Regions from separate parts of the Homo sapiens genome. Here region 1 is linked to region 2. A link is an interaction called in ENCODE POLR2A ChIA-PET data of the cell type or tissue named here. Cell type or tissue: PC-9. All regions are shown on one strand. Each heading gives the region's core, and the rest is flanking DNA. Links, peaks and the distances in the headings are about the cores only. Region 1 has its middle 63 kb from the start of LINC-PINT. Region 2 overlaps LOC105375508 (a long non-coding RNA gene).

Region 1 (5,389 bases), core at 155-5,154, 320 kb before region 2:
ATAGCATCATCAGAGTAATATTTGTTTTTTGGTTTTTTTTTGAGTGGAGTCTCACTCTGTCACCCAGGCTGGAGTGCAATGGTGCAATCTTGGCTCACCGCAACCTCCACCTCCCGGGTTCAAGCAATTCTCCTGCCTCAGCCTCCCAAGTAGCTGGGACTACAGGCGTGTGCCACCACACCCAGCTAAATTTTGTATTTTTAGTAGAGACGGGGTTTCACCATATTGGCCAGGCTGCTCTCAAACTCCTGACCTTGTGATCCGCTTGCCTTGGCCTCCCAAAGTGCTGGGATTACAGGCATGAGCCACTGGGCCCGGCCTATTTGTATTTTTGTATGTTTAATCTCAAACATGTTGATGTACAAATAAAGAAATGGAGGGTAGTTATTTGGGTGTCCAAAATCTTTCCTAACTCTCTAGATGTTCCTATTTTTTCTTAGCATTATTTTAGGGTATCAATTCTTCACCAATACCTAATCCTTCCTCTCTTTTAAAAAATGTTGTGGGATTACAAAATTGGCTGTCATCTTTCTACTTAGAATGACCTGACTAACTTCTGCACTCATAAATATTATTTCCCTGTCTTTGCTTAAGCTATTGTCAGTCACAGAAGCTCCATCTTTTCATATGTGGGAGAACAACAAAATCAGGAAGAAGTTTCTTCCACCTACTCTATCTATCTATCTATCTATCCATCCATCCATTCTATCTCTCTCTCTCTATCCATCCATTCTATCTATCTATCTATCTATCTGTCTATCTATCTAATCTAATCTATCTATCTATCCATCCACCCATCCATCCACCCTATCCATCTATCCACCCATCCATCCATCCACCCACCCTATCTCTCTGTCTCCCCATCCATCCATCCATCCATCCATCCATCCATCCATCCATCCATCCATCTGCCTATCTATATACCCACCCTATCTATCTATCTATCTATCTATCTATCTATCTATCTATCTATCTATCTATCTATCATCTACCAGTTATCAGGGAGGGAGACAAGTGGGGAGGAGAGAACAGACTTGCCCTGTCTGAATTGTACTGGAAACTTAGTCTGTACTTGCTCTTGTTCTATAACTCTACTCAAGAGTACAATATTGTTAGAACCAAATGAATTTTTTTAATTCAACTTGGCAGGTAGCAGTAAATATTTACTGGTTTGAATTATCAATTCTCATCAAGATTGGTACTGAGAACTATATTAAAACAATCAGGAGATTTTTCTTAAAGGATCATTTTTTATTCCAAAATTGGTTATTGTAAAATGTGTGTGAGTCTGTTTAATCACGTCAGGCACAGGATCATCTTGCATTCCTGCCTTCTCCCAACATGTGGAGGTCAGATGCCTTGTGCTGCCCTCACCTCATGTCGGGAAGAGATACCACAAAGTAATTTTGTAGGATAAAGAAGGATTAAGAAGAGAAAACGGGTTCTGAGGAAAATGCAACATATGAAATCAGGAATCTCCCTTTCCAAGGAACTTTCGAAGGCTTTTAAAACCTTTCTTGTCCCCGCTATTGTTTTCCCATCACCAGGCAAGAAAGTTCAGTTTTTCCGATTAAGAGTGCCATCTGTGTCTCTGAAAAAAGACACATATTGTGGAATGAAAAGGAAACGGTGGAGTGAGGGATAAATGAGCATCAAAAGTCTTTAAAGGGTGGGGCGCGGTGGCTCACGCCTGTAATCCCAGCACTTTGGGAGGCCGAGGCGGTCAGATCACGAGGTCAGGAGATCGAGACCATCTTGGTTAACACAGTGAAACCCCGTCTCTACTAAAAATACAAAAAATTAGCCGGGTGCGGTGGCGGGCACCTGTAGTCCCAGCTACTCGGGAGGCTGAGGCGGGAGAATGGCGTGAACCCGGGAGGCAGAGCTTGCAGTGAGCCGAATCGTGCCACTGCAGTCCAGCCTGGGTGACAGACCGAGACTCCCGTCTCAAAAAAAAAAAAAAAAGAAAAAGAAAAAGGTCTTTAAACTCTGGAGAAGCAAAGTGAAAACTGAAAACTCAATTCAATTTGTCAGTACTTCTGGTTACAAGAAAATCTGTAGTAAATGAAGACTATGTTGTTTTGTTGTTTTGTTTTGATTTGTTTTTTTAATTCAGCTCCTACAGGAGAAGGCTGTTTTTGTTTTTTTAAGCTGCTCCTCGTGGAGCAGCACCGAGTCAGCTGAAAACTATGTTTCTCTGTGTGTGTGTTTTTGTTTGTTTGAGATGGAATCTTGCTCTATGACCCAGGTTGGAATGCAATGGCACGATCTCAACTCACTGCAACCTCCACCTCCTGGGTTCAAGCAATTCTCCTGCCTCAGCCTCCTGAGTAGCTGGAATTGCAGGCATGCATGACCACGCCAGGCTAATTTTTGTATTTTCAGTAGAAATGGGGTTTCACTAAGTTGGCCAAGCTCGTCTCAAACTCCTGACCTCAGGTGATCTACCCACCTTGGCCTCCCAAAGTGCTAGGATTATGGGCGTGAGCCACCACGCCCGGCCAAGACTATGTTTTTATAAAGCTAATTTGCATTATCATTCTAGGACTCCGATATGTCCCTCTTCCACTTGTTGTCAATAAAAAAATTCATCTCACCCAGAATCCAATCATTTCACATGAGTCAGAATGCATGACTGACTCAAGGTTCAACTATCTGTAGTGTTTTTCCCTTATTAGATTTAATATTTCCTTCAAGATGGGCTTGTACGTCAGGTACTTCGTCACTCCCAGATAGCTACAGATTTTTGCTTTATTATGTCTGTTGTATGAATGTGTGTGTGTGTGTGTGTGTGTGTGTTTGTATATACAAAATATGATGTATACATAAGTATTTGAATAGTGTTATAAATGCAAGTTTAAAGAAAATATTGATTTTTGTCAATTCATTCAAGGAAAACACATATTCACTAATGCAAATATCATGTTACAGAATCCACCTGATTTTCATTTGTTTAAATCAAGTAATTTTTAATCAACTTCTACAAATTTGACTCAGTCATTTCTCATATGCTGGGGATCAAAATCTCTCTACTACATTTAAGTCATTCATCATAGCTATCAAGCATTACACAGAGATTTACAGTGGAATTAATACTATGGATCAAGTATAAGTGGTTGTTCCCCAGTTGCATCTGACAGCATTTCTATTTTCAGTGTTTCTTGAAAAGTCCAACATCAGGTTTGTATACATCAGAACCTTTCTTGCTGCAGTTACTATAGGAGACAGTTCCGTGGCTTTTCATGGTGTACAAGAAAGGTAGATTTCAATTTCTATTATCTAACTTTGCTAGGTTTTCAGGTATGCTCATCAATAAATTAATTCTTGGCCGGCACGGTGGCTCACGCCTGTAATCCTAGCACTTTGGGAGGCCGAGGCAGGTGGATCACGAGGTCAGGAGATTGAGACCATCCTGGCTAACATGGTGAAACCCTGTCTCTACTAAAAATACAAAAAATTAGCCGGGCGTGGTGGCGGGTGCCTGTAGTCCCAGCTACTTGGGAGGCTGAGGCAGGAGAATGGCGTGAACCCAGAAGGTGGAGCTTCCAGTGAGCCGAGATCACGCCACTGCACTCGAGCCTGGGTGACAGAGCGAGACTCCATCTCAAAAAGAAAAAAAAAAAATACAAAAATTAGCCTGGTGTTGTGGCAGGCGCCTGTAGTCCCAGTTACTTGGGAGGCTGAGATAGGAGACTGGCCTGAACCCCGGAGTCAGAGCTTGCAGTGAGCCGAGTTCGTGTCACTGCCCTCCAGCCTGGGCGACAGAGCGAGACTCCATCTCAAAAAAGTATATATAAAATAAAATAAAAATAAATAAATAAATAAATTCTTGTGTGGACAGATTAATGGACTCCAGATCAACTCTTCGAAGGCTCTTCATTGCTTTGGTGGAAGGTGAAAGGCTCACACTAGGTCTTCATTAACAGCTCTTCTCCACCTGGCCCCAATCTACCTGCTACTATGTCCCTTCTGTGCTGGTCCCACTGGTCTCCTCATTGTTGCCCAAAATACACCCTGGACATTTCCAACTTCAGGCATGTACTTAAGCTGTTCTTCTCAACTAAAATATCCTCTTTCTTTTGCTCTACAAACCCAAGTTCTATCTGTTCTTTGTCAATGTTGTATTTCTTAATTATACCAAACAATGTATGAGTATATCCTCATTAGAAAAATATTCAAACAGGCTAGGCGAGGTGGCTCATGCCTGTAATCCCAGCACTTTGGGAGGCCGAGGTGGGTGGATCACCTGAGGTCAGGAGTTCGAGATCAGCCTGGCCAACATGGTGAAACCCTGTCTCCACCAAAAATACAAAAAGTTAGCTGGCCATGGTGGTGGATGCCTGTAATCCCAGCTACTTGGGAGGCTGAGGCAGGAAATCGCTTGAACCCATGAGGCAGAGGTTGCAGTGAGCTGAGAACGCACCATTGCACTCCAGCCTTGGCTACAAAAGCGAAACACGATCCCAAAAAAAAAAGAAAGAAAAATATTTAAACAATAATAAAGAAGTATACATACAGTAAAAACTGAAAGTCCCTATTAATTCTAGCCCTTCCCCTCTCCCACCTGCCAACTGTATTGCCCTTCTTCCAATTTGCTAGTTATCCTTCCGACTCTTTTTCACTGCATTTAATAAACCTATACAGTTTTTGTTTTGCTTCATTTTTAGGTAAGTGGGGTTACAGTATACACTCTGTCCTGTGGCTAGCTTTCTCCTCTTCAAGACCTATATTAAGTTTCCTCTCTCTCCCCAGAAACCTCCCTCACCATTTCAGCATCCAATGACCTCCTCCCTGTAACCCTGCCTTGGATTTCAAACACTTGGTATCCTTGGAACCCTATTGGCTTCTGATTCATCTCTTTATGATGTCGGGTTGTTTAACTTTTTTATGTGTGTCTTATCACTGACATGTAAAATCTTTGAGGGGAGGAATGTTATCTTGATCTTTTGCAGCATTTAGAACTGCCCAAAATGGGTCTCCAGCCTGATTTTATTGAGTAAGTGAACTTTAGGTTTCCCATTTCCTGATCTAAGATGGGAAAGCTCTGCTCCAATGCAGGGAAAAATTAAAATGTACTATGATGAAGTACTTCAGCGTTTTCATGCACTCTCCTAAGAATTCTCTCAATCTGTTGTACATGGTGGGTTTGTGGATTTCTATTAATATAAATCAGTTGAGAAGTGCAGCAACTTTGTGAGAAGCCAGAGACCCCAGGCAAAAACTTTTCTTCTCTGACCTGTCAGACCAAGGACAGCTCCATGAGTTACAAACCCTCAGAGATGAAATCATCACAGAGTGAAAGGGAGGTTTACAGCACAGGCTGATGTGGGAAAAGGTTGTGAGGGAAGCACCAACTAGCCAAGGGGAACCCACTCTCTCAGATGTTTCA
Region 2 (5,389 bases), core at 133-5,132:
TCTTGTTGCAGATAATTCCCTTCTTCCCTTTTCCCATCCTAACAGAATACAATTTTGTTCAGAGGACGACGGAAAATATATCCCATTAAATACTTGCCTAACACACTGAGTGGCCTGTGACACAGGTCTGGTTAGTGATGCTGACAAAAGGCTTCTAGGTATTTATGTGAAAGCTCTTGTGTTTCTACTCAAGCACTGCTCCTTCCGCCTTGAGCGCTGATGTGAAGCCTAGAGCTGCGGCAGCCATCTTGCAACCGTGAGATGAGGAGCGTGAGAATTACAGCCTACAGCTAAGGGTGGCAGAGAAGAATGGCAGGAGCCTGGGTCCAGGATGGCACCACTGCCTCCTTTACTAGCTTCAGACTTCTTATTGCTTGAAATAAATGCCCATCACAATTGTTTAAGTCACTGCTGCTATGGTTCTTTGATGCTTGCAGGTAAAGGCTACAATAACTAATACAGGCTTACAGACACCTTAGCTTCTGTTTCTAAATTCCCAAATTAAAGCTATACATTTCTTTTAAATTCAGAAAGAAGCTAAGTAGCCGTGTTGCCCTTATTTGGGGTCTGGCATTGACACTCCACAACAGCCTCTTGCATTCATTACAATCAACTAGAGACAGACAAATACTGGAGTTAAATGGGGGAAAAAAAGAAATTATAAGCGTATAGGTAATTATGAATAGTTACTGGATCTCACAGTGAGGGACAACTATGTATAAAATCAATGGAATTATAACCTTTAGATGGGCAAAAACCAAGTCTGATGAGACCAAGTATTGCCAAGGTTGTGGGGAAATAAGATCTCTCACATACTGCTTGTGAAGTGGGTGGACTGGGCAACTACTTCAGAGGACAGTGTTTCCACATCTAGTAAACATACCTTCTGCTCCAGAAATCCTTGCACATGTGCACAAGGGCTATGCACAAGAATGTTTACTGTAGCACCATCTTGTAGCAGTGAAGCCCTAGACATAGTCTAGACGTCCATCAATAGGGTGATGGATAAAAACATTGTGATACAGTCTTAACATATAAAAACTAAAAAGCAAAACTCAGATCTCCACATCAACAGGGACGGATTTAGTAGCATGCTGAAGCTAGCTCATGAGAACTAAATGCTAACATTTCAGTTTTGTGAGCTGGCTGATGTTACTTCTATAGCTTGGTATAAGCTATGTTAAGAGTATTTACAACATGGAAATTAGCAAAAGCTACATATCATTCCCTCCCCACAAAAGCTGGTTGTTAAACATTTACTAGCACGTCACTGGACAGACTTCAAAAAAACAGTTAAAGACATGTTTCAGGGGAGAGGAAAGTTTCAGTGATGCAAGATGAATTAGTTGAAGAGATCTACATAGCATCGTATTAATACACAGTCAACAGTGCTGTATTATACACTTTAAAATTTATTAAAGATGAGAGTTTGTGTTAAATGTTTTCACCATACATGCACATATCCCAAAATAAAGGGACACAAGGAAACTTTTGGAGCTTATAGTTATGTCTGTTAACTTGACTGTGGTGATGGCTCCATGGATGTAGGCATATGTCCAAACTCATCCAACTGTATGCATTAAATATGTGCAGTTTATTGTGTGCCAGTTATATACCTCAATAAAGCTCTTTTTAGAAAAAAGGCAAGTTGCAGGATGAAAACAGTATGATAGCACATACCTAAAGTTTAAAGAACATGTTGAGACATGTAATATTTGTAATACTAATAAGATATAGTCTAGAAGGACAGATACCAACTTGTGATAATCATTATCTCTGGAGAGGGGCCACGTAATAGGTGTGGTAAAGGGGAAAAGGGGGCTTAGGTTTTTTAATCTGTTATGTTCTATTTACTTAAAAATATTTGAAGCCAAAACAATGCACTAATGTTGTTCATTTCTGGGTGGTAAATATAAAATGCTTACTCTCCTCTTTGTCTATTATTTAAATTTCAAAATAAAAGAGGCAAAATGAAATGAGAGTCAAAGAAAATTTGCTCATCACTTTTCATTGCCTGTTGATGAGAGTCTGCAGGAATCCCACTGCTGGTAGAGACGTAAAATGATGCAGCCACTGTAAAAGCTAGTTTTGTGGTTCCTCAAAAAATCAACATAGAATTACCATATGACCCACCCATTCCATTCTTAGTCATATACCCAAGAGATTGAAGAGCATATGTTCAAACAAAGTGTTTGTTTGAACACACACCTGTGTTGTACACAGTTGTTCATGGTATTATTTGTAGTGTTGTTTATAATAGTAAAAAGGTGGGAACAACCCAAATGTCCCTCAACTGCTGGGGAATGGATAAAGAAAATGTGGTTCACAACTACTAGGTTGGGAAGAATGAAAATATAACAAGTGTTGAGGATGTGGAAATATTGGAACGCTGCTACATTACTGTTGGAAATGAACAATAGTACAGCCACTCTGGAAAATACTCTGACGGTTCCTCAAAAAGTTAGACATAAAGCAACCATATGACCCAGAAATTTCACCCCTTAGTGTAACTTAAGAGAAATATGCATAGTCAAAAAAACTCTGTACACATGTTCCTCAACTTATGATGAGGTTACAACCTGATGATAAACCCATTGTAAGCTGAAAATCTCATAAGTTGAAAATGCATAATACACCTAACCTACCAAACATCATAGCTTAACCTAACATAACTTAAACATGCTCAGAACACTTATATTAGCCTACTGTTAGGCAAAATCATCTAACACAAGCTTGTCCAACCCATGGCCTGAGGGCTGCATGCAGCCCAGGAACAGCTTTGAATGCAGCTCAACACAAAGTTGTAAATTTTGTTAAAACATTATGAGACTTTTTTGTGATTTTTTTTTTAGCTCATCAGCCATCATTAGTGTTAGTGTATTTTATATGTGGCCCAAGACAATTCTTCTTCTTCCAATGTGGCCCAGGGAAGCCAGAAGATTAGACACCCCTGGTCTAAGACAAAGCCTATTTTATAGTAAAGTATTGAATATCTCATGTAATTTATTGACTATTGTTCTGAAAGTGAAAAGCAGAATGGTCATATGGGTACTCGAAGTATGGTTTCTACTGAATGCATATCATTTTTACACCACTATAAAGTTGAAAAATCATAAGTTAAGCCATCATAAGTCAGGGACTGTCTGTACATGAATATTAATAGCAGCATTATTCTTTACAGCCAAAATGTGGAAGCAATCTGAATGTGCGTGAATTGAATGAATCAATGAAATGTGGTGTAACATTCGAATGCATTATACAACCATCGTTAGGGCTGAATAATGTACAACAGAATATTATTCAGCCATTAAAGGAATGAAGGACTGATTCATGCTACAACATGGGTGGACTTTGAAAACCTTATTCCAAGTGAAAGAAGCCAGTAACAAAAGATCACATGTTGTATTCATTAGTTTATATGAAATATCCAGAATAGGCAAATCGAGACAGCCAAAAAGCAGATTAATGGTTGTCAGGGGCTGGGAGGACAGGGGATGGGGAGTGACTACTTAACTGGTACAGAATTTCCTGTTCTGGAATTAGGTAGTGATGGTGGTTACACAATATTGTGAATGTACCAAAAGTCATGAATTGTATGCTTTTAAATGGCTAAAATGATGAATTTTATGTTATATAAATTTTACCTCAATAAAAAAAGTTATTTAACTATGACATATTAAATGATACTGATTCTAGAGAGACTGCATTGTAAGAAAAGATGTGTCTCAGGGTTGATAAAATGTTATATATTTGATGACACAGAAATCTGGAGCTTCTGGCCAGGCACGGTGGCTCATGCCTATAATCCCAGCACTTTGGGAGGCCAAGGTGGGTGGATCACTTGAGGTCAGGAGTTTGAGACCAGCCTGGCCAACATGGTGAAACCGTGTCTCTACTAAAAATACAAAACTTAGCAAAAATAAAAATAAAAAATAAAAAATTTGGGTGTGGTGGTGGGTGCTCTAATCCTAGCTACTTGGGAGGCTGAGGCAGGAGAATTGCTTGAACCCAGGAGGTGGAGGTTGCAGTGAACCAAGATCATGCCACTGCACTCCAACCTGGGCAACAGAGAGAGACTTAGTCTCAAAAAAAAAAAAAAAAACAAACAAACAAACAAAAAAACAAATTTGAAGCTTCTGTACAAACAGCATTGTATCAATTAGGAAATGAGTTTGCTGCATTTAACAGAAATACCCATATCAACAGTGATTTAAACAAGTTAGAAGTTTTTGTTTCACAGGAGAAGTCCTGGTGTGGATAATCTGGGGCCCATGAACTCTCTCCATGGTTTGTACAGGGACCAGATTCCTATATGTCCTATATTCAATATTTAGCTTCCATCCTCAGTGTTACTTTGTGTTCCAAGATGGCTGTAGAAGTACGAGCCAGCATTTCCCATTCCAGGCATGCAGCAGGAAGGGGGAAAGGACAAAAATGCCTTCCTCTCGGCTAAGTCAGTCTCTCTGAGCAGAAATAAAGACATGGTTAAATAAATACATACATCCAGAAAGTGGGGAAAGCTTTATGAAAGCAGGATCCCCGTCTGTTTTATCAGTGCATTCCTAGGACTTACCACAAGGCAGAGCACATTGAAGGTGCTAAAAAAAAATGTGTGAAATGAATGGATACCTTCATGGATATGGATAAATGCATCATATAACCATTTACATCTTTACAAAAATAATCAACAGGGAAATGCTTATTATAGTGAAAGCAGAATATTACACTATATTTAGTGTAATCCCAATTTTACTGAAAAAGTATACATATGCCTAGAAAAAGAGATTAGAAAGAAAGATACTAATGGATCAAGCGATTTTTCAAATATATAGTGAAATTGCTCTGATATTTTATTTCTTCATACTTTTACACATTTTTCAAATTTCTGCAATGAGCCACAGTATTACTTTTTCTAATTAGAAAACAAATCAATAATCTTACAACTCATCTAGAAGAGGACTACATCAGTCTAAGTATTAAAAACAGGTAGCTAAGCGAATTAACACAGAAACAGAAAAACACAATATAGCACATTCTCACTTATAAATGGGAGCTAAACCCTGGGTACACATGGACATAAAGATGGGAACAATAGACACTGAGGACTCCAAAAGGAGGGAGGGAGGGAGGGGGGCAAGGGCTGAAAATCCTTCCTGTCGGGTACTATGTTCACTGTCTGCTTGACAGGATCTATAGAAGCCAAAACCTCAGGATCACACAAGATACCCTTGTAGCAAACCTGCCCATGCACCCCTGAATCTAAAATAAAAAATAAAAAACAGGTAGCAAGGCCTGGCGTGGTGGCTCATGCCTATAATCCCAGCACTTTTGGAGGCCAAGGCAGGAGGACTGCATGAGGCCAGGAGTTTGAGACCGGGTTAGACAATGT

What was found. ChIA-PET counts read pairs that join two places held together with the same protein. Peaks named below come from ENCODE experiments on the same cell type or tissue, not always from the same donor. Only the 100,000 strongest peaks of a DNase experiment are listed, where the experiment ranks them.
Region 1: POLR2A ChIA-PET joins it to region 2 with 5 read pairs; 2 of 35 experiments call an interaction of 5 or more read pairs at or near these places.

Annotation. Positions count from the first base shown.
Region 1 is chr7:131,170,551-131,175,939 of GRCh38, reverse strand. It overlaps a transcript of MKLN1 not described here. Among named protein-coding and RNA genes, the nearest start is that of LINC-PINT, 63 kb to the right of the region's middle. RefSeq lists a silencer at 1,404-1,604. In PC-9, for the core only: no CTCF peak of the experiment used is centred there; DNase peaks (open chromatin) are centred at 2,189 and 2,649; H3K4me3 peaks cover 642 bases; H3K27ac peaks cover 2,534 bases.
Region 2 is chr7:130,847,868-130,853,256 of GRCh38, reverse strand. The region is part of intron 3 of LOC105375508 (a long non-coding RNA gene); the gene reads right to left. Among named protein-coding and RNA genes, the nearest start is that of MIR29A, 26 kb to the left of the region's middle. RefSeq lists an enhancer at 1-236. In PC-9, for the core only: no CTCF peak of the experiment used is centred there; no DNase peak of the experiment used is centred there; H3K27ac peaks cover 636 bases.